Regions from separate parts of the Homo sapiens genome. Here region 2 is linked to region 1. Evidence: read pairs that join two places in POLR2A ChIA-PET (ENCODE). Cell type or tissue: K562. All regions are shown on one strand.

Region 1 (2,500 bases):
TTAAATTTTAGAAATTTAAACCATATTTTTCATCCTTTTCTCAGCTCAACCAGAACGTAAGTTCTTTCCAAAGAAAATTTGTTGGTGAGGTGAAGAGGTGTGAAGAGCTAGAGCGAATATTGGGTAAGTTTATTTTCTGATTTAACAACTTAAATAATTACCTTTATATAGGCAAACCTTGTTCGGTTTAAAAATATTGGAAAATATAGACAAGCAGAAAGGAAAAAAAGAAATTGTATTCTCATTCAGAAGTAATCACAGTTATGTAGGCATGTATTATTTTTCTGTATTTTTTTATTCATCTATAAAAGTAAAAATTTACAAACATAATGGCCTGGTTATTTTGTTGTTACCCTTGTTTTTTACTTAACAGTGCTTACTATAACATCTTTTCGTGTCAGTAGACATAGATATTTACCCATCATCGTTTTTGATGGCAGCATACTATTTGATTGTATTAATATTAATGTGCTGTGGCTTATTTAACCGATCCCTTGTAGTTTATTATAACTTAAAAACATTGTACTTGTTAATAAGTTACTTAATTTAAAATTTTTTCAAGGAACAAGGGAGGCGGGAAATGGAAGATAGAGTGATTGACAATAATTTCCTTTTTCTCAGGGCTTCCTTTGCCAGTGTGTTAGATCAGTGCTGATTGTTAACCATTTCAACTAAGCAGCCCAGGGCCACTTCTTTTATCTCTAAAGTCTTTACCATCTTAGTCTGGTACTAGTCATTATCAAATCAAGCCTTGACATTCTCACTGAAGTGGAGGGAAAATGACAGACAGTCAACTGAAGGACAAAGCTTGTTTTTTTTTTTTTTTGAGATGGAGTCTTGCTTTGTCACCTAGGCTGGAGTGCAGTGGCATGATCTTGGCTCACTGCAGACTCCGCCTCCTGGGTTCCAGCGATTCTCCTGCTTCAGCCGCCCTAGTAGCTGGGACTATAGGTGCGTGCCACCACACCTGGCTAATTTTTGTACTTTTAGTAGAGATGGGGTTTTACCATGTTGGCCAGGCTGGTCTTGAACTCCTTGTTAGGGACAAACCGCCCCAAAAAAGCTTCTTGGTACTGCCAACACTTCCCCCAAAGCTCTCCGTGCTGCCTACCCCTCCCCCTGAGCCCCTTTAACATTTCTAAGCCCTTATCTAGGTGCCCCAGTGAAGCCAGCAAACTTCACTTATCAGGCCTTCCTGCGATAAGCAAAACACAATTATAAACCATCCGGACCACACAGGGGGAGGTTGTGGGAAGCCTAAACAAACTTTGCCTACGGCCTCCTGTAAGTTCCTTCATTTAGCTGCTACTGTAAAGGTCACAAGGTGATACATGGCAAAGTTAACCAACAAACGACCCCAGGGTCTCTCTCCCCCGTATAAACCCCTCATTTTGTAAGTTCAGGGCTGCCTCCTCTGTCGTGGAGCAGCCGGCAGGTTCAATAAACTTACTCACCTGACTTTGGGTCTATTCTTCCTTTCTCTCGGCTGACCTTACACTCCTGACCTCAGGTGATCCACTGGCTTCGGCCTCCCAAAGGTCTGGGATTACAGATGTGAGCCACCACACCCGGCCTATTTTTTTTAAATTGGGGATTTTTAAGTGTAACAGGAAATTTTAGTCATTTGAAATCTAGTCCTATTCATATTGCTTGAGGTCCTAGTTATTTGTGTGGTTCATGTACGTTAGTGGCACCATATTCCTGTCTTTGCAACCTGGGTGAGTCATTGGATAGATGGTGTATTCAGAATAAGGTTTTTAAAGGCAGGGCAAATGTGATAACACATTAGGTATATCCAGGACTTCCTGTAGCTTAAACTGTTTCAAAAGAATGCAGGGCTGGGCACGATGGCTCACGCCTATAATTCCAGCACTTTGGGAGGCCAAGGTGGGAGGATCACTTGAGTCCAGGAGTTTGAGAGCAGTCTGGGCAACATACTGAGACCCTGTCTCCACAAAAAATAAAATTAGCCAGGCATGGTGACATGTGCCTGTAGTCTTAGCTACTCAGGAGGCTGAGGTGGGAGAATTGCTTGAGCCCAGGAGTTTGAGGTTATTGTGGGCCAGGATGACACACCACTGTACTCCAGCCTGGGCAGCAGGGTATGACCCCATAAGAATGCAGACTTAAAACAGTGAAAAAGGACCTCTCAAGGAAATTTAGGTGTACGCCAGGCATGGTGGTGCACATACCTATAGTCTCAGTTACTCTGAAGGTAGAGGCAGGAGGCTTTCTTGAGCCCAGGAGTTCAAGGCTAGCGTGGGCAACATAGTGAGACCCCTGTCTCTTAAAAAAAAAAAGAATAAATTGAAGTATAAATTGGTTAAAACAATTTGCGTTCATTTCTAGAAACCTCTTAGACCCAGTGCTTCCTTTGCTATCTTGGTAAGACAGTTTCTTTTCTTTTTCTTTTTGTTTTTCCTCCTTACTTCTTTACCTGCCTCTCTCCCTCTGTAAACCAGTTAGTAACACTTCTAAATATTAGGCCTGATAATGACTA
Region 2 (2,500 bases), 250 kb before region 1:
TGCCTGCATTAGGGAAGCCTTGTGAGATACCATCAGGACAAAAAGCAAAGCCAGTTGCAGTGTTTGTGTAGTTGTCAACTCTGAGCATCAGAACAGGGAGAGATTGAAAACATGCACACTTGGCTGGGCACGGTGCTCACGGCTGTGATCCCAGCACTTTGGGAGGCCGAGGCGGGCAGATCACCTGAGGACAGGAGTTCGAGACCATCCTGGCCAACATGGTAAAGCCCCATCCCTACTAAAAATACAAAAATTAACTGGGCGTGGTGGCAGGTGCCTGTAATCCCAGCTACTCAGGAGGTTGAGGCAGGAGAATGGCTTGAACCCAGGAGGCGGAGGTTGCAGTGAGCCAAGACCGGACCACTGCACTCCAGCCTGGGCGACAGAGCGAGACTCTGTCTCAAAAAAAAAAAAAAAAAGAAAAGAAAAAAAGAAAACATGCACACTGAGGCTGGGCGTGATGGCTCACGGCTGTAATCTCAGCACTTTGGGAGGCCATGACAGGTGGATGGCTTGGAGCTCAGCAGTTCGAGACCAGTCTGGGCAACGTGGTGAAAACTTCTCTTTACGAAAAACACAAAAATTAGCCGGGTGTTGGTTTTGCTTGCCTGTAGTCCCACCTACTTGGGAGGCTGAGGCTGGAGAATTGCTCGAGCCCGGGAAGCAGAGGTTGCAGTGAGCTGAGATTGTGCCACTGCACTCCAACCTGGGTGACAGAGTAAGACCCTGTCTCAAAACAAAAAACAAAAAACTTGCACACTCAGACTCCAACCCTGTACATTTGGGCTTAGTGTTCTATGGGCTGTGGTGACTTTGAAAGAAAAACAATGGTACAGCCTCCATGGTAGGGACTTTGGCAGTCTCCATGAACATGACAGAAGCAAATACTCTTTGATCTAGCAATTCTGCTTCTAGTTTATTCTGTAGACTTTTGTGTGTGTGACAGTGTGCAACACTTTTTGAGAGTAAAGGATTGGAAGGAAGCTACCTGTCCATCAGTGGGGCCTAGATAAACATTAATAAATATCACCCCCATATGGTAGACCAGGGCATTGTAGGATGTTCATTAGCACCTTCCTTGGTGTCTACCCATAGATGACAGTATCCTCTCTCCCCCTCCAGTTGTGACAATCAAAAATGTCTCCAGACTGCCAAATGTCCCCTGGGGGGCTCAGTCATCCGTGGTTGAGAGCCACTGTCTTTTCTTTTTTTTTTTGAGACAGAGTCTCGCTCTGTCGCCCAGGCTGGAGTGCAGTGGTGCGATCTCCGCTCACTGCAAACTCTGCCTCCCGGGTTCAAGCGATTCTCCTGCCTCAGCCTCCTGAGTAGCTGGGACAACAGGCGCATGCCCCCATGCCCAGCTAATTTTTGTATTTTTAGTAGAGATGGGATTTCTCTATGTTGGCCAGGCTGGTCTCAAACTCCTGACCTCATGATCTGCCTGCCTCAGCCTCCCAAAGTGCTGGGATTACAGGTATGAACCACTGCTCCTGGCCATGAGAGCCGCTGTCTTATGTACTCATATGGAGTTATTGCTATACATTTTTTTTTCTTTTTTGAGGCAGGGTCTCACTCTGTCCCCCAGGCTGGAGTGCAGTGGTGTGATCACAGCTCACTGCAGCCTTGAACTGGGCTCAAGGGATCCTCCTGCCTTAGCCTCCCAAGTAGCTGAGATCATAGGTGTACACCACCACACCCACCTATTTTTTTATTTTAATTAATTTTTTGTAGAGGTGGGTTATTGCTATGTCACCTAGGTTTGTCTTAAACTCCTGGGCTCAAGTGATCCTCCCTACTTGACCTCCCAAAATATGGGGATTATAGGTGTGACCCACTGCACCTTGGCCCTCTCTAGGATATTTCAAGGGGAAAAAAGAAAAGCACAGAACAGCATGAATATATTATGCTGCCATTTAAATAAAAAAAAAAAGGAGGGCCAGGTATGGTGGTTCATGTCTATAGTCCCATCTACTCGGGAGGCTGAGGCAGGAGGATTGCTTGAGGCCAGGAGTTTGGGACCAGCCTTGGTGACATAGTAAGACCTTGTCCCTTAAGAAAAAAGGAAAGAAGGAATATATACACACATGTACATATATATATGCTTTTTGTTCTTGATTTTATTTTACATAATTGCATGTATAAACTTTCTGATGGATTGATTTTTCCTTTCTGTCCCGATTATCTAGCCTCTGATGTGCTCAAGAGCTGGATCTGCTGACTTATCAAAAAAGTGACATTTGGCCAGGCACGGTGGCTCACACCTGAATTCCCAGCACTTTGGGAGGCTGGGGTGTGAGGATCACTTGAGCCCAGGAGTTTGAGACCAGCTTAGGCAACAAAGTAAGACCTGGTCTCTACAAAAAATAATTAGCTGGGCATGGTGGTGCACATCAGTAGTACCAGCTACTTGGGAGGCTGAGGTGGGAGGATTGCTTGAGCCCAGGGGTTCATAGCTGCAATGAGCTATGATAGTGCCACTGTACTCCAGCCTAGGTGACAG

What was found. Peaks named below come from ENCODE experiments on the same cell type or tissue, not always from the same donor. Only the 100,000 strongest peaks of a DNase experiment are listed, where the experiment ranks them.
Region 2: POLR2A ChIA-PET joins it to region 1 with 6 read pairs; 2 of 35 experiments call an interaction of 5 or more read pairs at or near these places.

What each region holds. Positions count from the first base shown.
Region 1 is chr12:123,718,579-123,721,078 of GRCh38, forward strand. ATP6V0A2 (ATPase H+ transporting V0 subunit a2) reads left to right here. Exons shown (of 20, transcript NM_012463.4): 2 at 45-123. The region is part of intron 1 of LOC105370042 (a long non-coding RNA gene); the gene reads right to left. Among named protein-coding and RNA genes, the nearest start is that of ATP6V0A2, 7.5 kb to the left of the region's middle. In K562, no CTCF peak of the experiment used is centred here; DNase peaks (open chromatin) are centred at 743, 1,183 and 1,723.
Region 2 is chr12:123,467,957-123,470,456 of GRCh38, forward strand. It overlaps RILPL1 (Rab interacting lysosomal protein like 1), which reads right to left. Exons shown (of 7, transcript NM_178314.5): 7 at 2,098-2,500. It also overlaps a transcript of SNRNP35 not described here. Among named protein-coding and RNA genes, the nearest start is that of SNRNP35, 11 kb to the left of the region's middle. RefSeq lists a silencer at 846-1,140. In K562, a CTCF peak has its summit at 1,033; a DNase peak (open chromatin) is centred at 1,045.